Regions from separate parts of the Homo sapiens genome. Here region 2 is linked to region 1. Evidence: chromatin loops called from intact Hi-C (ENCODE). Cell type or tissue: K562. All regions are shown on one strand. Each heading gives the region's core, and the rest is flanking DNA. Links, peaks and the distances in the headings are about the cores only.

Evidence for each region. A loop is a pair of places that touch in the nucleus more often than their neighbours do. Peaks named below come from ENCODE experiments on the same cell type or tissue, not always from the same donor. Only the 100,000 strongest peaks of a DNase experiment are listed, where the experiment ranks them.
Region 2: a loop joins it to region 1, with 3 times the contacts of the local background. A loop is called at or near these places in 7 of 110 quality-filtered maps.

What each region holds. Positions count from the first base shown.
Region 1 is chr6:118,959,234-118,975,724 of GRCh38, reverse strand. FAM184A (family with sequence similarity 184 member A) reads left to right here. Exons shown (of 18, transcript NM_024581.6): 13 at 517-701; 14 at 1,151-1,297; 15 at 8,773-8,890; 16 at 10,954-11,058; 17 at 13,762-13,964; 18 at 15,541-15,962. The coding sequence ends at 15,622. The region is part of intron 1 of LOC124901389 (a long non-coding RNA gene); the gene reads right to left. Among named protein-coding and RNA genes, the nearest start is that of MCM9, 32 kb to the right of the region's middle. In K562, for the core only: a CTCF peak has its summit at 7,103 (motif pointing left); no DNase peak of the experiment used is centred there.
Region 2 is chr6:119,334,089-119,347,950 of GRCh38, reverse strand. The region is part of intron 2 of MAN1A1 (mannosidase alpha class 1A member 1); the gene reads left to right. Among named protein-coding and RNA genes, the nearest start is that of MAN1A1, 8.7 kb to the left of the region's middle. In K562, for the core only: CTCF peaks have their summits at 3,479 and 4,582; DNase peaks (open chromatin) are centred at 360, 4,580, 6,630 and 7,604; H3K4me3 peaks cover 4,811 bases.

The sequences.
Region 1 (16,491 bases), core at 3,511-11,510:
GGAGTGGCACAATCACAGAAGGGAGCTTAACTGTCAGATAACTGCTAGAGCAGCACTAAACTAAGTCTGCTTTGTAAGCCATGTGATGTGTGTGTTTTAGGAGGGCCTCCTTAGATGCACTTTCTCTTTAGATTATAGGCAGTGGTGCCACAATTATTCTTCAAAATCATGTAAAACTTACTGAGGATGTAAGAGCACTGTGTTCTAATCTCAACTAATCCACTGATTATAAATCATCTTTGGGTATTGGTTTCCTCATCTGTAAAATGAGAGAGATGTCCTTTGACCTTTTGGGTTCTTTGTAATCTGACATTATTGAAGCTATATCCATATACACACTATATGTGTGGAAAGAGAACAGGCCTTGAGGTTTTCTCATTTCAGCAGTTTGCTTTTGAAGAAGCAATGTCAGAATGATTACATTTGACATTCCAGTGTGTCATTTTCTTTCCCGCAGATAAACACAGAAATCAAATATGTAGAAAACTTCTAAAAATGACTTTTTTTTTTTAACAGAGTAAGGAGCACATATGTAGAATTACAGATCTACAAGAGGAATTAAGACACAGAGAGCATCACATCTCTGAATTGGATAAGGAGGTTCAGCACCTTCATGAGAATATAAGTGCCCTAACCAAAGAACTGGAATTTAAGGGGAAAGAAATTCTCAGAATACGAAGTGAATCTAACCAACAGATAAGGTATGCCATTAAGTACAACAGAAGGAATATGCAGTGTCATCTGAAAAACTGTTGTGCTGATATTTAGTAATCTATGCTAATTTTGTGACTAGACTGGCTCTCTAGTAAAATATTGAAGACCTCTTTTTACTTTATTTGATGACTATGTTATAATCTAGAACACAGATGAAATGTTTATATCTTGAATGATGTAACATGTATTCATTCACTTTGGAAATTGTATATAATTAACTGAATTCTTTTTAAAATGTTATTTGAAAAAGCATTAAAGGAGACAACTTTAACAAAGCCAGAAGCTTATAGCAGAAAGTAAGTAGCTTAATTTAGGCTGTTTACATAAATTTTCTATATATTATACCAAAAACCATTTCAAATCTGGTAGAATAATAGAAAGTTTTGAAAGCTTGACTTCAGAATAACATTTTCTTAACTAAAAATAAATCAAACAGGTTGCATGAACAAGATTTAAACAAGAGACTTGAAAAAGAGTTGGATGTCATGACAGCAGACCACCTCAGAGAGAAAAATATCATGCGGGCAGATTTTAATAAGACTAACGAGCTACTCAAGGAAATAAATGCCGCTTTACAAGTGTCGTAAGTCATATTATATAAGAAAATTCATATGTGGATAATAAATTTAGGAGCACTGTGTTTAACCTCAGATTAGCTGTTATTTTGACTCTAATAAAAAGGATACTTTAAAAAGAAAATTTTAGTGCTGTGTTACAGATGGTAATTGCAGTGCTATATGTTCTTTAATTAGGATGAGGCAGTTGAATGATGATGTTTTATCAACTAAGACTGCACCAGTTCTGCTAGAACAGTAATCTAAAGAATGTTCCTTAGGATCATGAACTATCATGCCATGGTGAAAACTGAAAATATGGCTATATATAATGTTAAGTAAAAAGAATATATAGTGAACAATAGGAATACTATGATCCTATATACACACTAATAATGTATATTTTACCAAAATATCAAAATATCTTAACAAATACCAAATTTTAATGGTAATGGTTCCCTCAAGAGAATGGATTAGGAGGTACTGGAGATGAGAAAGAGCAATTCTTTCTTTTTATTTTATATACTCCACTTACATATTGTTTAAATTCCTACAAGAAGCATCTAATTGTCTTATGATTTTAAAAATCAATAAAGGGGAAAACATTACAAATAAAGTTACCGCTCATACATAGTAACTACAGTATTGTTAAAACCAAAGTTTCTAATTCTTATTTAATGTTCTTTGGAAACATTTAATAACCCTTCCTTTCCTAGATGCTTGTAAACTGATGTAGCTAATGCAGTTTGTACTCAGTCCATCTCTGTGGCCTAAACCCTGGTCCAACATAAGTTATTTCAGAATTAATCTACTCTAAGCTGCTGCTAGTAGTTTATTCACCTTTAGTCTCTCCTCTTCCAATCAAATATATATATATCCACATACTTCAGTAAAGTCACAATTAGTGACTAATCCCATTATCCTTCATGTCAAAGTCAAATGTAAACTTAACAGCTCCAATGTGCCTTATTCTACATCATCCAACAGCAACCCTTATTTCTTATTCTGTCTTTTTATCAGCCTAGTGGACCTTCTTGGTTTCCTGTGTTGTCCTCTACAGTCTAGAATAACCTCCTGTGTTGTTGCCGTTTTAAGTATTGTCCTCAAATCTAAAAATTATCTTCTTTTATTTGATTTATGTGACCAATTCAATCTTTCGGTAAAGATTGTTACATACATAGGCAACACCACAACACACACATACAGACGCACACATGCACACACATGTATTCACTTAAGCCACAGCAGAAAACAGGTCCCCAGTTGTTATTTACTTGAGTATGCTGTGAGATGAGGTGCTCTTTCTGATGGGCATATTCAGAATCGTTACATTAGTTAAGCACTCAGTGAATGTTTCATGAATGAATTTTATGATTCTTTCTCCATCATATTTACCACTTTTTGAAGTTGCCTTTGAAATGGTGAGGAAACTTGTGTTACTTCCCTGGTCACTCTGAGTTTGGTGTTTGCTGTTATTAGAGGTGATTTTTAAATCCTTTTGGGCCAAGTATGAGCTCAGGTATCTGCCTTGTATAACAGCTCATAACCCCATACTTTTGCAGAAATGATTTACAATAGACCTCAATTCCTTGGCTGTCCTTTTTCCTGGCCTCAGTGGTACTCCTCAGACAGAGACTGAAATCTTGGCATCCCCCACTTCATGCTCCGAAAAAACATAGTCACAGAAAGAATAACGTCAGTCTGTCTGTGTGTCCTGTCTCCTTAGGAATGTTAATTTACAAAGAGTAAAGGTTGTGTCCTTGTTTTTCCTTTATTCTGTTGCATATGGTTTTGCACATTATGAATCTTCAGTAGGTAGCAAATAACTTAGTTTTTGATTTTATGATCATTTTTAATAATCAAAGAATTAGTATTTGCTTTTAAGTAAACTACCTGCTTTTCTAGACTCTCCTTTCATTTTAATGCTTCCACTTGGGTCCATGCTAACCAATTATGTTTCTTTTTTCACCAGAAACTTACTGCCACCAGGTAATTACCCCCTAGCTTTAGGTGTTTACTCCTTTAGTTAAAAACAAACACACACCAAATTTATATTTGACCAACACTGTCCAATAGATTGTGATAATGAAAATGTTTTGTATCTGCTTTGTCCAGGTTAGTAGCTTCTAGCTAAAAATGGCTCTTGAATGCTTGAACGGTGATTAGCATAACTGAGGAGCTGAATTTATAAATTTCATTTAATTTTAATTAATTTAAATGTAAATAGCCATATGCAGACTAATGGCTACAATGTTGGAAAACATAGTTTTAGACAATTGGTTGTTTCTGTTTCATATCCTTAAATGCAGCCTGCTTGGATCTGCTGAATGGTTTGGATTTAGACAGGTAGTGAGCAGGGAGAGTTGGTTCCAACTTATGGAGCTGTGGGAAACAGTATCTGTACTGTTCCCAAGGACTAGGGGATTCTATTGAAGTTCCTAATCAGCTGCACCCTGGCTTTAAAACTTTGAAATCAGAAGAGTCCTGTGGATTCCTGGAAGGCAGTGGTGCTGGGGGCTGAAGGGACATGGTGCAGCCTGACAGGCCACAGCCTGCCACTGAGGAAGCTTGGGGGCAGAGGCAGCTTCTTGCTTCTGCTCCTGCCCCAAATCCTGTTGAACTCCCTTCCTGGAGAGAGAAGGGTGGGGCAACACATGTAAAGGATGGGAAATACCCTCTAAGTCTGTAAGTATTGTAGAAGTGGTGATGAGTTCTATATTGCTTATGGATGATGATTATTACAAATCCGCTTTGGTGCTGGAAGTTAAAGTTTTAGATTTTTCAGAGAGTTCTATAGAAATTTTATTTTTCAGTGATATAGTAGTAAAAACTTTATATCTAATAAAAATGTCCTGATTCTGGTTTCTTTTAGAAACAAATGAGAAAATGGGCTGTTTGATTTTTTTTTATCTGAATGATTTACTCTGTAAGTAAAGAAAGTTCAAGCTAAATGAAAACATTCTCTACAACTTGAGGTCATGGCCGATTTTTAATATGCAAAAAGATGGTTCTGAGATTACTGATTGTTTAGGTTTATTTCACAAAAGATGATTTCTTCTTGAGAGAAATGTTGAGTTTCTATACTTAGATTTTAAATAGATCAGTAATCCCCAATTGAAAAGAAGCACTCCGCCACACCTGAATTACTAATTTTTTGTTTAAGTTTTGAGTCCTTTCATCTATAATACCCAAATAACTTTTGTTTTTGTTGTCATTTGATTTTTAATTTACCATTCAGGTATGGTTGTAAGCTTTGTGAGGTACGGAAGTAGTCTTGTCACAAATCAGAGTCTGTGCGTAATTTATGGGAAAAGAAAGGTTCAGCGTTAAAGTGCTTCAATTGCTATATTTCCTTTATTTAAGAGTTTAGAAAATGATGATATAGGAGTTTTTTCATCTTTATAAAATCAAAGTTATAGGATATATGTGTGCATAATATACTATTGTTTGGTTATGAAACAATAGTATACCATTTTTGGTTCTAAAATTCACTGATTTTATTTTTTTATCCTTTTCTTTTTCTTAACAAGACTATAACTTGGAAACTTTGTATACAGCTTTTTAGGCATTTGTAATTTAGGCCTGTTGTCCATGAATCACAGACATTGACCTGTATATTGTCAGAGCCAAAGAAAGCAGGGCATGCATGCCTGGTGAGAATCCATCAGTGGCCCTAATTAGTAATTTTATATGTTCTACTTCTCCTTTCTCCTTTTTTCCCCCTTTCTCTTCTCTCTTCTATTACTTTTAATGGAAATCTGTAAAATTTGAGTAAAAGGCTACACTTGTGTGGTATTCTCAAGGCGGCATTTCCCAGGCTTTAATCATCCTTGGGATGATCATATACATCCTTGGGAATTGGGTCATTTCTGGCTACGTATATTATTTTCTTAATATTTTTAATTGACTTATTTTAACTTAAATATTTAATAGGAAAACTTGATATCACTACAGTAGAACATTTATCACTACTGAAAAATTTTATCCTTTATTCTAAATAAAAGCTAAGCTATAATTATATGAATGTAAATTTTGTGAAAATAAAACAATGTTATTAGATTCTAGCTAGCATTTATGCTGAAGTCCTGCCTGAGTGTTGTGAAATAGAGTAATGAACATAAGTTATGAAGGCAATTTAAGATATACAGACCCGGCTGGGCACAGTGGCTCATGCCTGTAATCCCAGCACTTCTGGGAGGCCGAGGCAGGCGGATCACCTGAGGTCAGGAGTTTGAGACCAGCCTGACCAACATGGTAAAACCCCGTCTCTACTAAAAATACAAAAATTAGCCGAGTGTGGTGGCAGACACTTGTAATCCCAGCTACTTGGGAGACTGAGGCAGGAGAATCGCCTGGACCCGGGAGGTGGAGGTTGCAGGTAACTGAGATTGTGCCATTGCACTCCAGCCTGGGTGACAGAACAAAACTCCATCTCAAAAAAAAAAAAATATATATATATATATTATATATATATACACCCAAACAATTTTTTTTTCTTGTGATTAGAAAGATTAAAGAACCAACTTAAAAACAGCTGTGTATGCAGGAACAAAACCAAACTCCACATGTTCTCACTCATAAGTGGGAGTTGAACAAGGAGAACATGTGGGCCCAGGGAGGGGAACATCACACACCAGGGCCTGTCACGGGGTGGGGGGCAGGGGGAGGGATAGCATGAGGAGAAATACCTAATGTAGATGATGGGTTGATGGGTGCAGCAAACCCATGTATACCTGTGTAACAAACCTGCATGTTCTGCACATGTATCCCAGAGCTTAAAGTATAATTAAAAAACAAAACAAAACTGTATCACCAGTTGTTCACACCTGGACTAAATTTTAGAAGCAGTGCTGGTTATGAGAGCTGCCTGCGGCAACTGAAGAAAAGAAAAATATTGACTAGTCTTGGCTTGAAATGGATATCGGAATAGTATCAAGTTTTCTTTCTGTAAAAATTTTGAAAGACTAGTAATTAATGAAATATATTTGCAAGTTAAATCTATATCATATTACTTACTTGTTCTCTCCTTTAATGCTTTCCTGTTTGTGTTTATATGGATTATGTTTTTTCTATTTAATCAATTATATTTTCCTATTTAATATCCAGGTGTTTTTCTTATTAAACATTTTTGATGATGTAAAAATATTGTATTAGTCCGTTCTCACGCTGCTAATAAAGTCATGCCCGAGACTGGGTAATTTATAAAGGAAAGAGGTTTAATTGACTCACAGTTCAGCATGGCTGGAGAGGCCTCAGGAAACTTACAATCATGGCGGAAGGGGAAGTAAACACATCCTTATTCACATGGTGACAGGAAGAAGAAGGGCCAAGCAAGGGGGGAAATGATTTTCCCTTATAAAACCATCAGATCTTTTGAGAAGTTACTGTCATGAGAATAGCATGGGGATAACTGCCCCCATGATTCAATTACTTCCCACCAGGTTTCTCCCATGACACATGGGGATTGTGGGGACTACAATTCAAGATGAGATTTGGGTGAGACACAGCCAAACTATATCAGATATTTTATAGAGAAGATTAACTGATAATAATTCTGTAGGCAAAGGATGTTTAAGCTAAATAAAAACACTGCAATTTGGATTCAGGGATAGACCTTTATTATGCAAAAAAAAGTGGTTCAGAGATTGTAACTGATTGCTTTAGATTCACTTTACCTTAACTTCTCAATTAACAAAAAAATAGAAATAATAGTTTTAAATAAGGCTTTAAATTTAGTTGTTTAGCTACCATTTATACCAAGTATTCTTGCTCAGCTGCGGGAAGCAGTTCATAAATCTTGTACTTTGCTTTTAATGATAAAAGAAAGTGCTCCAGTGACCTCTTGTGGTTTCTCCAACATAAAACCCAAATTGCCATTTCTTTTACTAGTTTAGTATTTCTCGACTCTTAATGTTTGCCCATAAAATACTTTAAGAGTTAACTCTGCCATATTGGGATAAAATGCAAGGTCACTTTATTTGAGTTAACAAATCACATTATTTTTCACTTGGTCTCTATTGTCACAAAAGAACAAAAGTTAAAGATAGTGGAACTTAACACATTGTACAGCAAGGTTGTTCAACCCACGGCCTGCAGGCCATATGCAGCCCAGGACAGCTTTGAATGTGGCCCAACACAAATTCGTAAACTTTCTTAAAGCATGATAAGATTTTTTTATTGAGTTTTTTTTTTAAGCTCATCAGCTATCATTAGTGTTAGTGTATTTTGTGTGCCCGAAGACAATTCTTTAAATGTGGCCCAGGGAAACCAAAAGATTGGACACCCCTGTTGTACAACTTACCTCGCACTGATCTGATGAAGTCCTAGCTGATCCTGAGACAATCACTTCCTCACTTCCTCATCACCTTCATACCTCCCAACACTCTAATTGAGAACTTTAGCCAGGGGACTGGATAGAGGGCCTAATATGTTATCTCCAAATCTTTAGCTTAGGCTGAGTTTTTGGAGGGATTTTATGGTACTCAAATACACTGAGATTCAGGTACCTCTCTAGGGTTTTGGGTGGGAATAGGAATGTATAACTGATTTCTGGAAGATAGATCATCTACAAGTTACTCAGTATTCATGAGTGAATAATTTTTTCTAAGAATCTTTATTAACCATAATTTTATTGAATAATGTTATTGAAATTTTAAGTTCTATCCTTTATATCCTGAAAACAAGATTTTTAAAATTGTTCTAAGTATTTGCATTTTCTAAAATTGAAAGTGCTTTTTCTGAAACTAAGCCAGCAGTTTCCATTTGTATTCTCTTCAGTCTGCCCCATCCTATATTCTTAGACTCAGCAGGATGTGTCACCTGCTTATAAAAAGTGGCCTATATTTTAACGTTCAAGGCATTCAGGCCTATTACCACCTCATATCATTCAGGACAGAATAGGCTTAGAAGGGAACATAATTCTTCTCTTACCTGATGAAACTTTTTTTCAGTTTGTATGTATTGGCTGATAATATAGAATTTTTAAACTTTCTTTTCTATAAACCAGGAAAAAATGACGTCATACATGTGTGTCCTTTGTTTTGCTTTCATCTGTATTTGTTTCTTGTCCTTTTTATATGTTACCAAGCCTTGTGTTATCACACAGTATTGTATTGTGATAAGCACTTGTAATAGTGAGCCTGCCTTTCTAGTATCAAACCTGTTATTTGTCAGGTTAGTATCATTCAACATATAATTTCTTCTGCAGAGCTTATCTCCAGATACTGCTCACCTTTTCTCCAAATACTCTGGAATGACTTAAAATGAGTGACTTCTTCAGAAGTAACCTGCAAAGCCTTTCATAGTACCATCTACCCCTTTAACTCCTTTAATGCAACTACTGCTCTTGAAGCAGTCATGTCATTATGCTTAAAAGTTTTAAGGAAAAAAGAAGTTTTGTTTCAGATTTTTGTGTGTGTTCAACTAGACTAATTTTTTTAATGTAGGTATTACAGAAGAATGTATCTGAGTGATATCAATGAGCTAAAGTCTTTCTTGTTTTCAGATTAGAAGAAATGGAAGAAAAATATCTAATGAGAGAATCAAAACCAGAAGATATACAGATGATTACAGAATTAAAAGCCATGCTTACAGAAAGAGACCAGATCATAAAGAAACTAATTGTAAGATATTTTGGTTTTAGTCTAACCATGTTAGTAATCAATAGATATTGATTGGGAAAATATGGGACAATCTTTTTAAGTAATGCTAAGTGAAAATAGAAAACACAGAACATGTGCATTGTGATTGAAAGTTCATTGAAATGTTTATGAATAAAGTAATTTTTAAAATTTAAATTTGGCATTAGGGTAAGGGAATTGTACGTCTTTCATTTTTTTTAAAAGAAAGTCTTTTTGATACATATTGAATGTTTAATAATATGTCACTGCCAGTATACAATTAATATACCATTGAAGTGTGTGTATGTATGTGTGTTGCACATGTAGTATTAGGATTGGCTAGCAAAGAAAAGCCAGCACATTCATGCATTAGCCTGTATTGTACACTAACAGGTTGAGCATATTGATTTCCTAAAATGTGTCCTAGCAAACACTAATCCAAAATTTTTACTCTATAGAAAAAAAATGTTCCATAATCTAGCCACAGAAAAGTTGCATGCTTTCTCTTGGACGGTCAGTAACACTGAGGTTCTCTCTTGGAAAGTCAGTAACACTGGGTTCTTAATGGCTCTGAAGTTTATCAGCTAAGAAAATACGGATTTAACAATGAATATACTCTTTAACCATTCATATCTTCAGCTGAAGACTTTGGACTTTAGCATGCAAAAAGAGCATAAGAGCAACATGTATTTCTGAAGTCCTTTTTCCTTAATGCATCTCTGTTTGCATTTAGGAGAGGCAGCCTGTTGTCTGAGACTAGAAGTTCCTGCTGAAAGCAACAGGTAGCAGATTGGGGATCACAGGTAGAATCCAGGAGCAGGCTTTGGAGAGATGAGTGTGTGCTGCTTCAATCCACCAGCCACCCAATTTTCTACATATTGTGAACATGAGCACAGGCCTTATAGATTGCTGCATCTGGTAGCAGCAGACTCATGGAAAATTATATTTCACACATGAAATCAGCAAGCATAGTAAATGTATTGAAACTCTGTTCCATATAAATAGCTATTAATTCCCAGTTCTTACTGAGGAGGTGTTATAATTGTATTTTGTCCTCACAGCAAATACAGTAAAGCAACTTTCGAAAGCAGCACAGCTCACCAGGGAAGAGCCAGGATTGTAGGCAAGGGTTGTTCCATACTCCTTCCACAACAGCCTGATTCCGTGGACTGTGAGGCACATAGGTCAAGATTAGTGATTTGAATGACAGTGGTGACTAAGAGAGGCATAAAGAATTCTACTAGATTTCACTAGAATGTAGTTCTGCTAGAGCACAGCCCTGCATTCTCCCACACACTGTTGTATTTACTTATGGCCTTCCCACATTCTGCTTACTCAATTAGAACATCTTGTTGGTGAAGCCAAAGGTAAAGGTTTTATCTCTATGTGGGCAATCACTTTTTCCCTGTTCTTTGATTACCATTGCTATCATAGATTAATATCTCATATTAGATGCAATCGAATCTATTTACAGTACTGAAGAATAATGAGGCCGGATATGATGGCTCATGCTTATAATCCCAGCACTTTGGGAGGCCGAAGCCAGAGGATTGCTTGAGGCTAGGAGTTTGAGTCCAACCTGGATGATGTAGTGAGACCCTACCTCTACACACACCAAAAAAAAAAAAAAAACAAACAAAAAAAACTTAGCTGGGTATGGTGGCACATGCCTATAAAAAGAAATGGAAATAAAGATTAATGATATAGTTTCATCCTTATCTGTGGAAACAATTCAGTCATGCCCAGAGCCCCATGAATGTAAGTTGTAAACCTGCCCAAACTGCATAGTCAGCCCTGTGAAACAGCTAGGACCAAATAAAACATTTAGGTCCACTTTTGAAGGAAAAGGGTCAAGTGCTCGGGTATGGGGTTTAAAAGGTGTTGAAAACTTATCCCCCAACATTCCTTAAGACAGCAGCAATCATGTCAAGAAATCTTTAAACAAAGTATCTAAATCTTCATTCAGGTTTTATAGTAAATTTTAAATGAAATGGCGTTTATACATTTATGTTTTTAAAATATTCCATAGAAAATATTTAAAAGATGTTTATAATTCTTTTGCATAGGAGGATAATAAGTTTTATCAGCTGGAATTAGTCAATCGAGAAACTAACTTCAACAAAGTGTTTAACTCAAGTCCTACTGTTGGTGTTATTAATCCATTGGCTAAGGTATGTGCCGTAAACACTGTAGAATAGGAATGTGGTTTAAAAGTTGGTTAAAAATTTGGTGAAAATATTTGGAGCAGCATAGTTAGATAAAGCTCCCAAAAAATGTTTTCTTCTATTTAATAATCTAGCACTAAAACTTATGAATTATTTATATGTTCATTTTAAGAATGAAACTGAATACTACTCATATTCCTTTAAATATATTTTACCAATATTATAAAACTTGATTCTACCTTTTTTTCATATTTCTGAAGAAAACTAACCTTCTGACTCTGCTTAAGACTATTTCTTGTTGTTTTCTTATTGTTCACAATCTTCTGCTTATGGTCCAGAAAGAGACTCCAGCCCTGGATACCCAACAGCTGTTCCTGGTTTAAGGCCTAACATCTTAATGGACCTTGGGTTGGACATGTATTTTGTTGCCTACCAATCGTCAGAGAAGGGCTTTACTTCTCTCAGCCTTCTGACCGTTCTTTTTGGTTTGGTTTGGTTTTTTGTTTTTGTTTTGGAGATGGGGTCTCACTGCGTTGCTCAGGCTGGTCTCAAACTCTTGGGCTCAAGCGATCCTCCTGCTTCCAGCTCCCGAGTGGATGGGATTGCAGGTGTATGCCACTTTGCCCAGCTTTATGACCGTTCTTAATTAAAATTGAGTATGACTTATTTTGATATTTGTTACTCTCTTGGGACAAAAAGAAGAGCCTTGAAATAGACATGGCCAAGTCTTATAAATCTTTGTACCCTAGCTTCCCATGGCTCCAATCATGTTTTGGGTATAGTAGGTATTCAGTAAATATTTGTTCAGTTGCAAAATTTCATCACATTCCCTATAAGCCACCACAAATTATTCTGTGAATAAAGGAAGTCATAAAGAATAAATGATTATATATATACATATATATATATATTGGCTTCATAGGAATTATGAATCTTATGGCAGAAATCAGTAGTAGAATAAATAAAAGTGATAGTTCCAAAGCTGTTTTTCAAATTCAGATTTTATTAAGTTTCACGTCATGCCTAATTTTTATTAGGACTTTACCCAGAAATTTTCCTTTCCTTTCACAGCTCGTAAAACTTCTCTATTAAGAACACTGAATCTATCCTTCCTTTACAAGTTAAAGTGTTCCAAACTTTAAACTTGAATGTTTTCTAAAATAGAATGACTGTAGTGGCATGTAGCTGTATCTCAGAGTCTAAAATACTGCCTGGCAGATAGAAAGCTCTGAGTAAATAATTGGTGAATGAATAATTATAATTAGTTTTAGTTTTTTAATTCATAATTTAGGGTGAAATAAGATTTTAATTATAAAGCAAGATTATGAGGTTTGTGGAAAAAAAGATATACTAAAAATACTCCTTTTCATTTATTTATTTTATTGGAATTAAATTTTTTAGCTGCAAAATGATTACTGTAGAACTTTACCAGTATTCTTTTGATTTCTTAAAATAGAAACCTTAAGTAGGTTTAATTATGCCCTCTGGTGACTAGAATAAGAAAATGCAAAAGATACATCTTTGTAAGAACTTTCAAACTACTTTTGACTCCTAATAGTGACTTTAGTTTTCACAAATAGTTCTGAGGAAGGTATTATTATTATTTTCTTTTTCTGGTTATGCTAAAATAGGATTTTCATCAGAGACTCTACAAGTCACAGAATATGACAGAGGAAAATGTTTAGACAATGAGATAAATAAAAATAAAAGTTCCATCTTGTATATTAATTGCATTTTTTCCCAAACTCGAGTTATTTCCCTAAAAAGCTTACAAATTTAATTGGTATACATCTAATTAGTAAAATATGAGAATATTCTAAATATCTAGTAACATGTTAATTTTTATTTCTCATAGCAAGATGATGATCATTGATTCTAGAGATGTGAATAAAATACTTTGAGACTAAAGTTAGTGAATTGCAAGCTGATAGATTTTGATAATCTGCAGTGGAATTTGTCTTTTTATCTCTTAATTTTAAAGACACATTAAAAAATCAGCTGATTACTATTGTTTTGTAACCTTTAAAGTTTAAAAAATATGAGCCAATTAATGATACTGCCAAGTAATATGGAAATTAGACTTAATTATGCAGATATAACTTTCTCTCTTCAGAAAGATAGATGTCACAGTGAATTTAAAACCAGATTATTTCTCTTAAGTCAGCTTTAGGTCTTTAGTAGAAATGTGCAATTTGTTTCAAACTACATTGCCAAGCATTTTCTCATTCCTTTTTTTTTTTCCAGGCAAGAACTGCCTCCCTTTGACAGATGGCTAAATTTCATGGACTCTCTTTTAAAATTATGTTTAACTTTACCCCTTCTCCTAATTTTAGCCTAAATCCATTTAACCTTCTATCTGCAAGACTTGCTCTCTCCCCTAATCCTTTTTCCCTTTTCTTCCCAAAAGGGTATTCTTTACCCCTTGGCACTCTTTTTACCTTCTCTCTCATTCCTCGTGAATGACTCCTAAATGTTTCTTCCTCATTCTTTCTGCCCTGGTAGCATGTCTGTCTTTGAGGATTCCATGTAGATAAAAAATACCTCCAAGGATTCCCAGACCACAGTTTGGGTAACACTGGTTAATTAACATTTTAATTTAACATAAAGCTTCCAAAATTTTCCCATGCCAAATTTCTATCTTCTACCATTCCTATTTTCTCATTTGTCCTCATGCAGGGACTATCCTCACATGTATTATTTTTAATGCAGCAAAAGAAGAAGAATGATAAATCACCAACAAACAGGTTTGTGAGTGTTCCCAATCTAAGTGCTCTGGAATCTGGTGGAGTGGGCAATGGACATCCTAACCGCCTGGATCCCATTCCTAATTCTCCAGTCCACGATATTGAGTTCAACAGCAGCAAACCACTTCCACAGCCAGTGCCACCTAAAGGGCCCAAGACATTTTTGAGGTGAGACCCGTCTCACCAATGTTTTTTTCTTTTCTTTTTTAACTTGAGAAATTTACCTTCTTACATTGCAGAAATCACTACTTTAAGAACAACCTAAGAAAAATTACTATGAAATATTTTCTTCAAAGTATATTTATCCCCTCTCTAGAGAACTTCCTTTTGACTGTGTTAAAAAGATTTTTTCTAATTTGTGGTCATCAGTCAATTTTCTAAGTACTTGAAGAGGTGTTAATGTAATTTATATCATTAGAATTTTAATATTATGCACAATTACTTTATTTTTAGTATTGTCACCAATTTTTAAATTAACAATCCATCCTTATTGTAGAACTTTAAAATAATTTTTTGTTTACTAAGTGGTTTTTGTTTTTTATATATGTTTATTTTTTTCCCTTTCTTGTTTACCAAGATTATTTATAAATATATATATATATATGCTTATTGTCAAAATAGAAACATACGTAAACTCTGGGAACTTAAATATACTTATGCAAAAACTAAATTTAGAAAAAATAAATAATTTTAAAAATTTCCATTCCAATTTTTTACCTTGCAGTTGTTGATTAAATGTATTAGCAAATTTTGAATGAAATGCAAATTTCATTAGAAATTTAGCCATTAGATAAAGTCAGAAAGTACTGTTGTTTTATGCTCATCTTACTATTACTGATTTTTTGCTGCTTTATGTTTTTTTTCTTATTCTTACTAAATCTTAGCAGTGTCACTAGTAATAGTCTTACAAAGTAGGCAGGTTTTTTTAGGCTAAGTGATTAGTGACATAGTTAATGATTAACAAAAAAAATAGCAAGAATGAAAATTAGTCAGATACACCTCTGAATTTGTCTCCTGCTAAATATTTTGTGTTGCTTATTTTCCCTTGTGCATGGGTATGTTCAGGTATCAGTAAGATGCATGTGCATGAGCTCAAGGAACATGACTACTGGAGTTTCCATTACACATTGTTGCGTGCCTTGTAATTTTCCCCAAAGACGGTAGGGATTCTTTTGTTTTCTTAAGTAGCCCAAAGAATCTTTAGTTAGAATTAAGAAAAGTATAAACTATATAACATCAATAACGGGGGAAATTATATTTTTAGTGTTCTCCCTTTCCTGGAGTATTTGCATAGGGAATTATGAAATGAAAATTTAATGTAAAATGCATATAGTAAAAAATACTAGTAGTTACTTTAGTTATATTTAAGGACACATCTGTACGATCAGCTAAAAGAGAAAAGGTGCTGAAAGAGAGGACCATTATTTTATTCTCTCGTTTCCCACAATTCTTACTGAATTTTTTATTCAAAGAAGGTGACATTTTTGCAGTTGTTTTTTGTTCTTTGTGATTGTTGTGATGTGGCTCCTCCTTAACTGACTTCATTTGAGCTGCTGATGCACTCTTATGCTCTCATGGAGTGGAGAACCGATTCTAGTATAGAGGGGGTAGCAAATCTTTAAAACACGACTTACAACATGGGGAACCCGTTGTGGTAATCTATGCTGATGTTTTATGTGCTTTTGCCTTCATTTTGCAAAATGACTTAATGCTGGGTTACATGTCTCTCTTTTTATGAATTCAGTCCTGCTCAGAGTGAAGCTTCTCCAGTGGCTTCTCCAGATCCCCAGCGCCAGGAGTGGTTTGCCCGGTACTTCACATTCTGAAAGAATTGTGTTGGCACAGCTCTGTATAGACTGTTACTAAGAGCATGACTTTATACAGATTGTTATGTAAATAGGCTTTCCTATGTCAAACACTGTGAATGAGAAAGTATTTGTCTCTCCAACTTGAAAATGCACTGTATTTCCTGTGATATTTATTGGAATCATTCTATAAGGTACTATATTATGTGTGTAATTATAACTGTTATTTTTATTTGAGATGGAAGAGTCTTTAACCTTTGTAATTACTGCATAATAAATTTTGTTAGAATCAAACAATGCTTTTTATTTTTTTCTACGTTTGCTTTAATTTTTAAATATTTTTTAATTCCAGGTAAGACTTGTCAACAAGTTTTACTGCATTATAATCATGTCATATCAAATTATTTGACTTCAGTAATCATAATAGAATCAGGATAGGGAAATAGAAACTCTTGTTCCAGTACAATGTGTAATTTTAACTAAATTGTTCTCTAAATTTACAAAGCTAGAATGAAAGTGCTTGTGTAAATTGTGGACTTTCAAGTGTATAAAATACTGTTGACTTTTAGGTGGTTTTTTTTTTTTCAGTTTTGATAGTTGAGATCTAGAACTTTAGTACAGTTAGTATCTATAATTAATACTATGTTTTATGGCCAAAAGTCACTGGGTAAAGAATAAATAGTCAATTTGATTTTAATTTGTCTTAAAGGCCAGTTTGATAGTTTTCTAAATTGGTGTAATTAATAGGGAGTGAGACATAGGGGTTTGGAGCTCAGGAAAAGAAAGACTGGGCTACAGATGTTTTGGAACATGGCATGTATGAGATAGAGAAATCCACAAGTGTGGATGAGAACAACAAGGAAGGGGGTTGAGGATAGAACTTTGGGAGA
Region 2 (13,862 bases), core at 1-8,000, 380 kb before region 1:
ATCGAGGGATACTATTGTTTACTTTTTTAAAAAATGAAAATATAAAAAGCCAGTCGGCTGCCTCTTGTATTTCTAATGCACAGCCAGAAATAGGGTATTCCATGTGATGCAACAGGTTTGCCTCCACAGCAGCACAATGGTGACAAAGTTAATCCAGGATAAACATGGACTTTGATACATCTTTCCTAATTTCCTTCTCGTAATTTTCAGTTAGAACTTGAAACATGTGATTAGGTCAGGACCAGCTTAAAGCTGAAGGGGGCCGTAAAAAGTCCTTTCAGGCTGTCATTTTCAAGATGAAGATCGAAGGGCCCAGAGCTCTAGAACCCGTTAGTGATGAGTCAGGACTTGAAGCCCGAGGTCCGAACTTCCCCCAGTCACCTGTCACCACGCGGTCTGTGGACATGCCTCCTCTCTGAGCTACTTCCCTGTGTGAAACGGTGCCAGCCTGCGTTTTACATAGAAAAGCTGTAGGAACCACATTAAAAGCATGTCATTCCAAATCTTGGTTCAATTTTCTAAAATATGAATGGAAGTAATATTTTTGCCATTTAAAAAATAATACGATCTGTGAAAATAAATATTGTATTTTCATATTGGGTAGGTAATCAGGAGAGGAAGTCCCTGATCCCATTTTCAGAGAGTAAACAGATTTTTGAGGTGGTTGAGAGGTGTTTAGCTTAAGTGGCTGCAGAATGAAGGCAGCAGGATTGTCATGGGATTTGTGACTTTGTATTATAAGATCAGCTGAATTTGGTTAAGCTGTAATTGAGCAAGTTAAAGTGGACTTGGATCCCTTTCGGTTTAGGAAGAATGTCTTCATCCTTCCTATGCAGATAGCTTCCTTCCACAGTCCATCAGCATATCTGCTTTTCTGAGACCCCTCCTCAGGGACAGAACCCTCCCATACTTGGGGGAATGGATTCTACTTTCCAGAACAACTGTCTAGCAGTTTCCTTTCTCCATGAAATCCTGCCTGTGCTACCAAATCAGGAAGGTGGAACAAAGCTCTACCTCTTACCAAATCCTCCCAGACTCCTTAATAATATCCAACCAAAACCATAGGAAATTAACCCAAATGATCTGTATCTGCCTGTGTTTCTGTTAAATTTGAACGGTGTAATTCATACATTTCATGCCTCCAAAGTCATACGAGCTGCCAGTTAGCTAGTACAAAAATCACAGTTGTCCGAGGAAAAGATTTTAATACGAAAGATACATAGATGTTAAGCTGTTGGTACTGACCAAGAGTGATTACAAGTGCATTCAGAGCAGAACCAGTGGGGCAGTAGCAGTCTCAGACTCAGGACAACATATTAACAGTGTGCATATCCATCCAGTAGATCCATGTTGTCTGTATGCCTAAATCACAAGGTCTTAATTAACCGTGTAAACGAGATTTACGTAGTCTCTGTCTAACATCTTAGCACCTAGATGTTTTGAAACCGCTCAGTCTTGCATAAAGCAGTGGAACTAAATGTGTTCTTTAAAATTCCTTGTTGCTGTGAGAACCCAAAAGAGCCAGCATAATTAGCTTTAGTGTTTAGTCAAAGGCTAATGGGAAGAAATGGATTATGATTTTCCATCAGATTAGTTCAGGCAGATATATTCCTTTGTAAACCAAAAGAAAAAAAAAAGAAATTATGATGCTGTTCTAAAAACTGTGCTGTAAATATTTGGCTTTAGAGAGGCAAGAGTGGTTGCCCATTGTAAATAGGGCACTGGACTTTAACTTTACGTATTTGGATTCAGTTTCAGGCACCACTGTGGACATTTTGTTATCAACCAGTAGATCTTTGCCTTAGTTTTTTTCTTTACCATTGTGTTTTCTTTTCTTTCTTTTTGGAGACAGAGTCTGGCTCTGTTGCCCAGGCTGGAGTGCAGTGGGGTGATCTCAGCTCACTCCAACCTCTGCCTCCTGGGTTCAAGCAATTCTCCTGCCTCAGCCTCCCAAGTAGCTGGGATTACAGGCACGTGCCACCACACCCAGCTAATTTTTGTATTTTTAGTAGAGACGGGGTTTCACCATGTTGGCCAGGCTGGTCACGAACTTGACCTCAAGTGATCGACCTGCCTGGCCTCTCAAAGTGCTGGGATTACAGGTATGAGCCACCATGCCTGACCTGTTCCTGTATTTTCTAATTCTCTTTATACTTAGGTTCTCTATCACACCTGAATGCACCAACACTTATAGTTAAAATTTAGAAAGTGCACTCAAGTCTAACATGTTGGAAGACTGGATTGTAATTTGAGTCAACCTGTTATTTTGTACTTGGTTCAAAGTCAGTCAATACTATTTTTTATATCTATGGCACATTTATGTTACTAGTACTGCAGTAGATTTTTAACAACTTCGTGTCTTAGGGGAGATACTCTGTTAATTTCAAATAGGTCATTGTACAGAATGCTTCACAAAAAATGTTAAATGCTTTCCACTACTGATTTGATGGATGATGAATCTTTGATGTAAAACTTCAAAATAGAATTAAGATCTTCCTCCCTTCACCTCTGTTAAAATTTTGTAAATTAACCCTGGGATTTCTCTGAGATTTATGATACATACATAGTGTATATTTATTTTCATGAGTTTGATCTTAAAATTGTACTCAGGTTGTCCTTAGCTTTAAAAAGCAGTGTTAGAATAATGAAGCACAAAAGTTAAAATAGCAGCATGGAAGTTTTAGAAAAATAGTCCATTTACTTTTTTTTTTAATCAGAAATCATTTTTAGCTTCCCTTCTCCCCCGCTCCGCCCCCCCCTCAACCTCTCCCATTTTCTCAATTAGCCTGTGCTGTCCTTTAGGATTAGAACCTTAATCCAATTTGGAGGATGACTTTTTTTTTCGTTTTTCTGAAATTAAGGGGAGACCTGAGTAATAGGGGCTGGGGCTAAAGACAGTCAGGTTGTCAGAGGGGACTCCTTTCTTCTCAGGCTGGAATCCTCACCAACCTAAGTGGGGGTTAGGGGTATGTGCAGACTGGCAGCCTTAGATTTGTCATGTAAGGCTTTAGGACCCTGCACCTGTGGGGTCACAGTTTTCTTCTCTCAGTTCTAAAACAAGACTTTAGTATTTTATTCCAGACCTATTTGTGTAATCATGAATTTAAAGAACATTTTCATATTGATGGCTAGTAGTTAAAATTCACATTTATTATACTTTATGCTAGCCTTAGGCATATAGCCTATAATTTATATTAACTATTGACAGTTTATACCCTTTTGGTAAAGATCAGATGTGAGAATAATCTGCCTTGGCAGGTTAAAACAAAACACTTTTATTTTGACACTTAACTTTCCAGTTTATTTTTATGGGTAGTTCTGGGGTGGAAAATAATATTTACAAAATAATAAAAGCCATGATTTGGAGACCTGACCCAAGAAGCTTCAACATCCTTAGGTTGCTTGCCTGTGCCACTGTGCCGTGACACATTCCCTACTGAACATAGGCTAGTGTGGGATTGCTCCACCCAGAGGCCCTTCCCCAGAGCAGGGAGGACATGGAGTGTTTGTGAAGGTTTTTCTCTCCTTAACAAGTAGGTTAGTTTTCAACAGTTTAAGTACTGGAGTAGGTGCTGACTGTTAATATACAAAAGCAAAAAAATACATATATACAGTAATGGGTAGTTAATTATGTTCAGCTTCATTTTCTGTAAGCTGTTGATAGTTTCTCCTAGAATATTCTGTCTTCCTCTTATCAAGGCAACTGGGATTCATATAAAGGAGCTTCTTATGTATATGGGACTTAGAAACTAGTTAAAAGTGTGAAAAGAGGTTTTAAAAAATATTTTCAAACAAATGCATCTATCTGTACTTCTTAGGTGAGCTAATGAACTAAACCATCTTGAAAAATTTATCTTAGTATTACACAAAATGCATTTGTATGAGATCTGAATTGGTTGGAATTCATTGAAGAACTTACATATTTGAATCAGATTATTTCATAAGCTGTGGTGGTACAAATTTTTCATTGAAGAGAATTTTAAGCATGTGTCCGAAGGTCAGAGGGGAGGAATGCCTGCAGATCCGTGTGAGGGATGAGGGCTGAATACACAGGGTAGATCAGAATTGCACTGGAACCTGGTTATACCTCCTAACCCAGTCAAGCACCTGTGGTCTTTTAAATTTCTTTCTTTATAATCTTGTGTATGTTGGTCAAAGAAGGGTTTGATTAGTCAAAATAGGAACAGCCACTGTGGGCTCCAGAGATACTGTGAAACGAGTGGCAAAACAACCTCCCCGCCAAGTAGACGAAAATAATAAACAAGATACCTGTTTGGTAGTTTAGGGAAGAGATTCCCTCTTTGAGGAAATAAGTCTTGACTTTTCCCTCAGTATTCTTAGCCTAGTTCCTTGCTTGGTGTTCAGTGATTGAACTATATCTTATCCCCACCCCCAACCTCTCAATCTGTTAAAAGGCCCTTTACACAAACTCTGCAAATTATGCCATGATAACTTTAAATCTCAGATTTTAAAACTAAGTGTATGCTCCGAGTCGTAAGGTATTGCATCTGAATGAGATCTGAGAGGTAGCTCATTCATTTTACAGTAGAGGCAACCAAGACACAAAGATCATTCTGGAAATCACATCACCAGCTAGTGGCAGAGTTGAGTTGCAGAGGGAAGCCCCAGTCTTCTGTGAGTGTTGCGCATTGTCTCCCACATGGTTTGTCTCCTAAATAAAACCCCAAAGAATTGTATAAATTATCCGTGCTTACTATTTGCAGACCCTAATAGAGAGTACAGAAAACATACAATTCTGCATTATTATAAATTTGACCTTATACTAAGTTGGTGGTTTTTCTTTTTTTTTTTTTCAGCCAACGATGGATCAAAGTAGTTTTTAAGTCAATTATAGTAATTTTTAAAAATCTTACCAGTGGCATGGTTTAGAAATCTTCTTCTTTGTAAAGACACCCGGGGAAAGCTTGATAGGACATCTTGTTTTCTTTATAAAGATCTCTCCAAGAAGCACAGGCATTTGTAATCATTCAGTTAAACATTCTTTATGAGGAAAAGTGGGGAAGAAGAAGGAAGGGAGAGAAGAAGAGAGTGAGTTACTGTATATACAAAGGGTGAAAGGGGATCACCCAGAGAAGGGACATGTGATGACTAGAAGGGCTGCTTTAAAATTATAAATGTGTGTGCTCTTCTGATATTGCACCATGGATAATAGAAGAATGACAGCTAACCTAAAGGATGATTGTTTTAAAAGTAGACATGTAAAAATCACACCAATCTATGGGCAATTCTCTCCACCCAAGTAGGTTCTGGCGATTCTCTTTTGGGATGCACTTACCTGTCTCTGATCCATCCATTTGAAGCAATGTAGTGGTTAGAAGGGTGGATCTGGACTCAGATAACGTGGGTCTGAATCTGGCCTCTACCATTCTCTTGCTTTGTGACCGTCTGCAAATTACTTAATCTCTCAGAACTTTAGTTTCCTCATTTGTAAAATGAGGTTAATAGTACCCACTTTGTTGGATCCTGAGGCTTAAATGTGATAGTAAAGCACTTAGAATGGTATCAGACATGAAGTGGGCACACAACAAATGCTGCTTGTGATTATTGCTGTTACTGGTCACCACCTAAAGCCATCAAGCCAAGATTGCATTGATCCATATGCTGTTTAATAACTCAGGAAAGTGGATAATGAAGTTTCAAAAGGGTATCAAAAATAGTTAAAATTGAGTTTTAGTGCTTAAAGGGATACATTTCCAGTTCATCAAAAAGATCTTCCATACCTATAATTTTATTTTGCTACGGTCAACTCTGATTTTCTTTGATTTTTACCAAATTCCAAAAAAACTTAAGTATCTTTAGAATGATATACTTACTGCATATACATCTTCAGCTTCTTCAGAATATATGTTAAAGAATTAATTTGTCTCTTTCTCATAGTCAAATATGCCTATTCCCGCAGATACCATCTTTCAGAGTAGTCACAGTCGAGTTATCTTAATTTCTCTTTTTTCTAATAAATAATTTTTTTATTTACACAATGCAGATCGGGTCTCACTATATTTCCCGGGCTGGTTTCAAAGTCCTGAGCTGAAGCAGTCCTCCCACCTCGGCACCCCAAAGTGTTGGGATTACAGGTGTGAGCCACCATGCCTTGGCTGAGTTATCTATCTTAAGTATTGAAGTTATTCTTCTAAATAGAGAGAGAGATCGAGTAAAGTGAATTTCAATCTGTTTCATCTTGGAGGAATGTTTTTAAGAAGTGAGAATTATTATTTTAGGCTTGGCAAAAATTATATAATTATGATAAATTCTATAATCAGAGCTCAGTCCATCACTTAGTAGTCAAAGTTAGCATAAATCAGTTTTATTTTGTAGCTCAGAGAGTTTGGTCTTTTTGAGACCTTCACATTGAATTTAGATTTATTAGGATTCCAGACCCACTACTCATTTTACACATGAGAAATAAGGCCTGTGAGCTGTGACTTCCTGAGATTCCCCCAGTGTACAAACAATAGCTGAGAATTGCTTCTTAGGTGTTGAGAAGTACTGAGAACCAGGCCCCACTCCACCTGGGATAATCTTGACTCTAATGAGAACGTGTGCTTTGGTGACTGGCTGACCAGGCCCTCCCTCCTCCTCAGCCCTAAATGGCAGGCCAACTGCCAGAAGCCCCACTGAGACCATCCTAGAGGGAGGTGGGACGTCTTTGCTGGGTAGGGGATTGCCTAAGAAAGCAATACTGGCTAATTCCTTTGCTCCGGAGAATGTGGCAGCAGTGCCCCGCCCCCACTGAGTTTTGATAAAGACTTCTGTGATCATTAGGTACTTGAAAAAAAACCAAATGAGATTAAGGCTTAAGAGCATTTAAAAGTCACAGCCCTCATTTCTGTCATGAATACTCTGGTAGTTGCTTTAGGTACTTTAGAGCTGAGCAGTCCTGCAGATAATCCAGAACAGAGATAATAAAATTGAAAAGTACACGTATCCTTCCTGTTTACTTGACTTTTGTGACTAGAATGACTCCTTCTCGCTCGTGTTTCTCAGTCTGCTCATCTCCCTGGCTCTTAAGTTTATCAAAAGCCCAGTTCCTGATTTGCTCTGCTGCTTTCTCATCACTCTTGCTCTACATCGTTCATTCAAGTGACACTCAGAACATATTATATTAACTTTTCATTTGCATTGTTCATGTTTTTATGTGGGTCACTAATTAGATCGTCCTGTCTTGTGTGGGAGTGTTTAGTATTAGCAACTTAGTATGAGAGAGGGCATGGAGATGAGGGGATAAAAACCTGATGAAGGACACCAAGTTCTGAAAGGGTGGTTTAATAACACAGCATTGCTACCCTCTGAAACAACCTTTGTTGCTGGTGCCTGTTTGTCTGTGCTAGGAGTTTATGAGAAAGGGGGTGGCAGTAATTGGTGTCCGAAGGCCTGTGAATGACTATGGCCAAGACGTGAACTCAAGCCATCCATAGACTACAAGCTATTGCTAGTGTCTCCATTTCTGCCAAATCCTTCCTCATTAAATGGTCTTCTCAAGGTCCCTTCAGAACACTCAATTCTTCTAAGTGACAGGATGATCTCAGAAATAGGACAGGAGGCCAGGGATCCTAGCCTACACTGGGGGTGGCATGTCCAGCTTCCTGAGCTGATGTTTAGGTCATGATTGTCTGTCCCTAGTTCCTCTTTCACGGGAATACATGCTGGAGCTATGTACTAAAAGGGGAGTGTGTTTCCTCACTGTATCTCTCTCTGTCGGGGCATAAGACAAGAGAACAGACCTGTGGAATGATTAGGGAAGCTCAGGGGTATCTACCCAGTCTCAAAATCTCATTCCCAGCTGCCAGAAATTCACCACCAGTGTTTCCTTTTTACTGTTTTTGTTTTGTTTTTGTTTTTGAGATGGAGTCTTGCTCTGTTGCCAAGGCTGGAGTGCAGTGGTGCAATCTTGTCTTGCTGCAACCTCCGCCTCCTAGGTTCAGGCGATTCTCCTGCCTCAGCCTCCTGAGTAGCTGGGATTACAGACACCTGCCACCATGCTTGGCTAATTTTTGTATTTTTGGTAGAGGCAAGGTTTCCCCACATTGGCCAGGCTAGTCTCAAATTCCTGATCTCAAGTGATCCACCCACCTTGGCCTCCCAAAGTGCTGGGATTATAGGCATGAGCCACCATGCGTGTCCATTTATTGATTCTTAAAGGCTTGCTTTAGAAATAGATGGATAAAGTTGCTCAGCAGAATTATTAATATTATACTTTGAGATTTGTCTTATCAAAGGATAGAATAGGTTTGTTGAAGCAAGTATCTTCCATTGTCTTATTTCGCTTTATAAACTCATGTCTGCTTGGGAAAGAAAAATTTGAAAGCACACTAGAGTAGAAAAAAAAAAACAAATCCTTCATAGTTTTATCAGTCACTAAGTAGTGTCAATGATGCTCCTCCCTAACCCCAATATGTAAGTTCGTTCCCACCCCCCGACGCCGGGTTATAACCACACTATATATACTTTTTGTTTTTCATTTTCTTTGCAAGTGTCATTTTATGTTGGCACAGTATATCCATGTCAAAACATGATACTTTATTTAACCAGTCCCTTGGACCTGAACATTTAGATTATTTCCACTTTTTTGTTTTTATTAAAAATGCTGAGACAGACAGCTTTGTCCAGTAAATTTGTGTCTCACTTTTTATTGCACACACCCTGGTAAGTGGGATTTTCTCTTAAATTCTTAAGAGGGGAAATAAATTGGCCAACAGATAGTACATTTTGAGGGATAACTTTCCAGAAACCATTTATACTCCCATGTGTCATATAATGAATGGAGTCTGTTGATTCTTTGTGAATTTCATAAGTGATGAAGCAGTATATGGCATTTTCAGTTTGCTTTTCTTTGATCAACACTTTCTCCTGTGTTGATCATTTGCATTTCTTCCTTGTGAGTTGTATAGATAGAACAAGGAAATTTTGAAAGGAGGAAGATAGAGAAGATGGCAGAGCTTGGAGGCCTAAGGAGTGAAATCCACCAGGGGAGATGGATCTGGCAAGCCGGCTCAATGAACGTGGACTCCTGTGGGAGGCAAAGTCCTGAAGGCGAGAGTTAGGATTTTATAAAGCAAAGTTGCAAGAAAAAAAATTTTTCCCCTAGATTGCACACTTAGAATAAAATATCCTTTATTGATAGGAGCTCTTACCAGGCACTTGGGACAGCCCACATCCTTCAGCTGAGACCTAGCCAGCTTTACCAGCGCATCTTCATTTTTAAGTGACAGTTGGGATTTTGCCTCAGATACTTGAGGAAGGTATTGACCTCTCTGGAGATCTGCGGAAGGATCTTTCTCCTTTTGGAATGAATCAGGATGCTTTTCTAATAGTTGAAGATCAAAAGTAGTCCAAATAGAATTTCAGAAGTGATTTTAATGATGCCAGAAAATGGCAAGTCTTACACAGCTGAATTCTTAAAGAAGAAAAATTAACCAAAAGGAAATCATGAGATTTCCTAGAAATATTTGTTCTTATGTGTGAAGAGGCAGGCTAATCTTTTGTATGTGAGAGGCCTTCAGTGTTGTAAATAGGATAAATATGCATTTTGTCAAAGATATTTTATTTTTAAAGAAAAGCATGATATTTTGTGTGTGAAGTTTGGGCTTTTTTTTTTCCACCCTAAATCCTTCAAATGTTTTTAGTCATGTTTTTTAAGATAGTGAAGAGCTGCATATTTCAAAATGTATTTATATTCTGACCTTGGTTCATAAAAGTCTGCCAAGCGCCAGAACTATTTAAATTTGGCTATAACACTGTGTTAACGTGATGAATAACGATTGACATAAATGTACTATATTATTTTTATAAATTGTGGTTAGACATGATAGTAATTTTAGAATATTTACAGTGCTATTTTTGGAGACTTTTTTTTTTTTTTTAGTCAACTAGCAGTGTTGAATGTTTTATCTAGCCAACTACAGGTTTTCAGCTCATAATTAGAAATGCCTGAGAAGTCCATATTGTGATTTAAGGAGTTATTAGCCCAAGTCAGCAATTTTATAAGGCATTCTTATTAGGAAGTATAAAATGAACTTTATGTAGTAAAAAACGTATTTTATAATTGGCATATATCTAATGCATTGTATACATTCACTCATATTAAGCATTTTGGTTAGTCTTCATTATTTAATCCTCCTGTGGTTACTTAACATAGAATGTGTAATGAAGAACTCAGTAGCTTTAAAGGTGGGGTGGTTGAGGAGAATAGAAAATGAAGGTGATTTATTAACTACTGTTGAAAGCTGCTTTAGCAGTTAGGGTGAATAAAAATGATGATTTATTAAGTATTCCATCAGTAATAAGATAAAGCCACAGTGTAGGGTTGGAAGTACTTCTGTTTTCCCTAACTCCCAAGAATACAGAATTTCTATGACATTGGCTCTTTGCAGTCGTCCGTCCCTTCCAGAACTATCATATTGAGGGCAGGAGAAAGAGCTTCCCCTATTCATCCATGTGTCCAACAGATCAGTTAGCTCTGGGCCCTGCCCATAATAGGGCCCAGTATGTATTTGTTGAATGAATATGCTCTTTGAAATAAACATGCCTACAGGAGTTACTCAGGTTAAGTGTGATTTCGCGCTAAGTAATCTGGTATTCCAGAAGTGGTGTCCGCTCATCTTTGAAGTCCTTTCTAATGTATATACTCATGGGCTACAAGTCTTTGTCTTTTTGATTTTTTTTTTTTACAACAGTCAGAAGTCATTTAGAATCAGACCTAGTGAATAAAGAGACTAATGAATATAGGAAATGCCTTTTCCAGTTTTCAAGTTGTTTTCCAGAATGATTTATAAAATGAAAACTGCATTCATTTTCTTATATGACTGTAAACTGGTGAAAGTGGTGCCAAAAACAAAAAAAAGTCTTTTGACCAAATACAACACTGCTGAAATAAATGTAGATGATTGTGAGATTCCTTTAAAGGTCAACACTCGAATATAAAGATTCTGTTATTTTATTGAAAAGTGTTTATATCTACAGCCAGTATTTTTTTTTTAGATATGTTATTTTTAAAGTAGGTAGAGTCTTCATTTATTTTCTTTATTACCTAGAATACTGGACAGTATTTAATAAGGGTTGCCATTTTTCTTGTATTTCAATTTTATACAGGATATACCTAGAGTTGGTTTTGTTTTGTTTCCATTTTGGCAAAATTTTTTGAGAGATAAAGGTGTCTTAATGAGTAATGCTTACAGTACCACACTAAAATGAAAAGTCATAGGTTAGCTATTATTTTCCACTAGAGAAATCAGAATTACATAAACATGTTCCTCCCTAAGAAGGTGTGATATTTTGAGAAAGAGAAAGAAGCTTGGTTTTCTATTTCCCAATTTCATATTGTTTCTCCTGAAAAGTGCTGTGTCATATAAATAATTGCATGGTAGAGGCTCAATGAATTTTATGCATTTGTCAGTGGTCCCTTTTGCAGTTTATTCTACAGATGACTATTAATATTCCTAAAACATCACTTCTCTCGTATTGCCCAACTCAGGTTTTAATGGTCCTCCATTTCCTATAAAGTAATGATTCAGACTTCAACATGCATCAGAATCACCTGGAGGGCATGTTAAAACAGATTGCTGGTGCCGGGCGCAGTGGCTCACACCTGTAATCCCAGCACTTTGGGAGGCCGAAGGGAGGATCACTTGAGGCCAGGAATTCAAGACCAGCCTGGCCAACGTGGTAAAACCCTGTCTCTACGAAAAATACAAAAACTAGCCAGGTGTGGTGGCGTGAGCCTGTAGTCCCAGCTACTCGGGAGGCTGAGGCAGAAGAATCACTTGAACCCAGGAGGCGGAGGTTGCAGTGAACCGAGATTGTGCCACTGCACTCCAGCCTGGGTGACAGAGTGAGACTCTGTCTCAAAAAAAATAATAATAAAAAAATTTTGAAAGCCTGGAGTTTCTGATTCAGTAGGCCTGGGTGGGCCCCAGAATTTGCATTTTTAGCATGTTGCTAGGTGATACTGATGCTTCTGGTCCAGTGACTTCAGCTAGAAAAACATTTTGCTCTAGAATGAAGTCACAGTGAAGTCACAAATGTTTAGCTTGGCATCCGTAGTCTTCTGTAAATCTGCATCAGTTTATTTGTTGAGTTGTATCTCTGTTACTTCCCAGGAAGGACTGTGCTTCCACAAAACTTACATAGTTACTATCTCCAGAACACATGTCGTTTAGGATTTCACCTTGTTTACTTTATGGTTCTCAAAAGGAGAGTCTTCTCACTTGCTCAAAATCCATGTCCTCATGAAGCCCTCTCTACACTCTCAACCTTCACTGATTTCTCCCTTCTCCAAATTCCCATGTTATTGATTATTTCTATCTTTGGCCTGTGTGTCACTGATTTTGTGTGCATATATGTTATCTTTCAAGTAGATTTCAGACACCCTAGAAGTGGGGACACCTTTTTTATCTCATAGGTCCGTGGCCCAGAATTTGACAATAAAAGGCAATTCATCCTAAATGTAACCCAGATTAAGTATATCAACAAAATGTTTTATAAATGTGAGGCAGTATGGCAGAGTAGAAACACTTCTGTCCTCCCTTTCCACGCCTTTGAAATGGAGTTAATAATTCCTCTTTTTCAGAGTTGTTGTAAGAATTAAAATAGAAAATGTATGTGAATCTCTCAGCGCAATGCCTGGCATGTATCATTCATTATTCAATACATAGTATGTACTTACTAGCAGCTAGGAATTGGTAGGAGTGATAAGGAAAGGGGTTGGTAGGTAAATTGGATTCAGAAAGTCATTTCCAGGAAAGAAAAGTATGTTTTGGCTGCAGTATTGCTGTATTGACCAATAGCTTCTATTTTCTATTGTTGCCTCCCCTTTTAGTTGTTGTTGCCAAATTTCTCACTTCCTATGGCAGGAAAGTAAGCATTATTTTGCCTTGTTAGAATTGTTATTACACAGAAGGGATGCTCATCCTCAGGAAAACCATAGAGAGGGTGTTGAATGGAGTGGTTCCTCATTCATTCATCAGTGTCCAGTTACTTCTGACTTCTGGGCCTGCTGTCACACAACACTCAGATATGTGGGGAGGAAAGAAAGCCAGGGATAAAGAAATCTGGAGAAATACCTTCAGGGCATAGAAAGAAATAATTTTTGTGAGCTGAAAAGCTGAAAATGTTTCATTCAGAGATAACTACATGTGTAAATTTAGCTCAATAATTAGGCATATGGTGCTTTCATTTTAGGATGTATCCACCCTTTGTGATAATATCCGTTGATTATTAGAGCTGCTGCAGCTTTAACTACATTGGCAGCAGAGATTCCTAGTGCATTTAAGACAAGAATTCAAGAGTGAAATGGAAAACTGAATTAATAATTTGTTCTTGGGTGGTTTTAATCTGCTCCTTAAATGTAGTTTATGCCTGGAGGATTAGATTTGGAAACAGAACACCAACTAATGTTCTAAAAGTTTACTTCCTTTTATTGGAACATTATACTCTTAAAGATTTTCAGAAGAACATTTTGGCTGTTTTAGTCTTAACATACGAGGTACACTTAAGTTCTTATGATTCAACCTAAAACAATAGAAAGCTTTTAATCTATGATATAATTTTTAACTTTTAAAGTATTTCATGTTAGACTTCAAGGCAGGAATTGTTTAATAAAAACCAACTAATAAAAGGAAAGATATTCTTTGTTGGGCACGAGGATATTTGGGTCTCTTTTCCCAAGCTTTTTAAAATCCCCCTAGGTCTATATTTTTCAATCTTAGAATTTAAAATCTGCTTGCTGTTGATGGTAAAGAAAATAGGAAAATTAAAATCAAAGGTTATTTCTGTTTACTTCCCATACCTTGTCAAATGTTTCTAAAATTGATCGAAAATAAACCATTGTAATTTTATAAATTGAA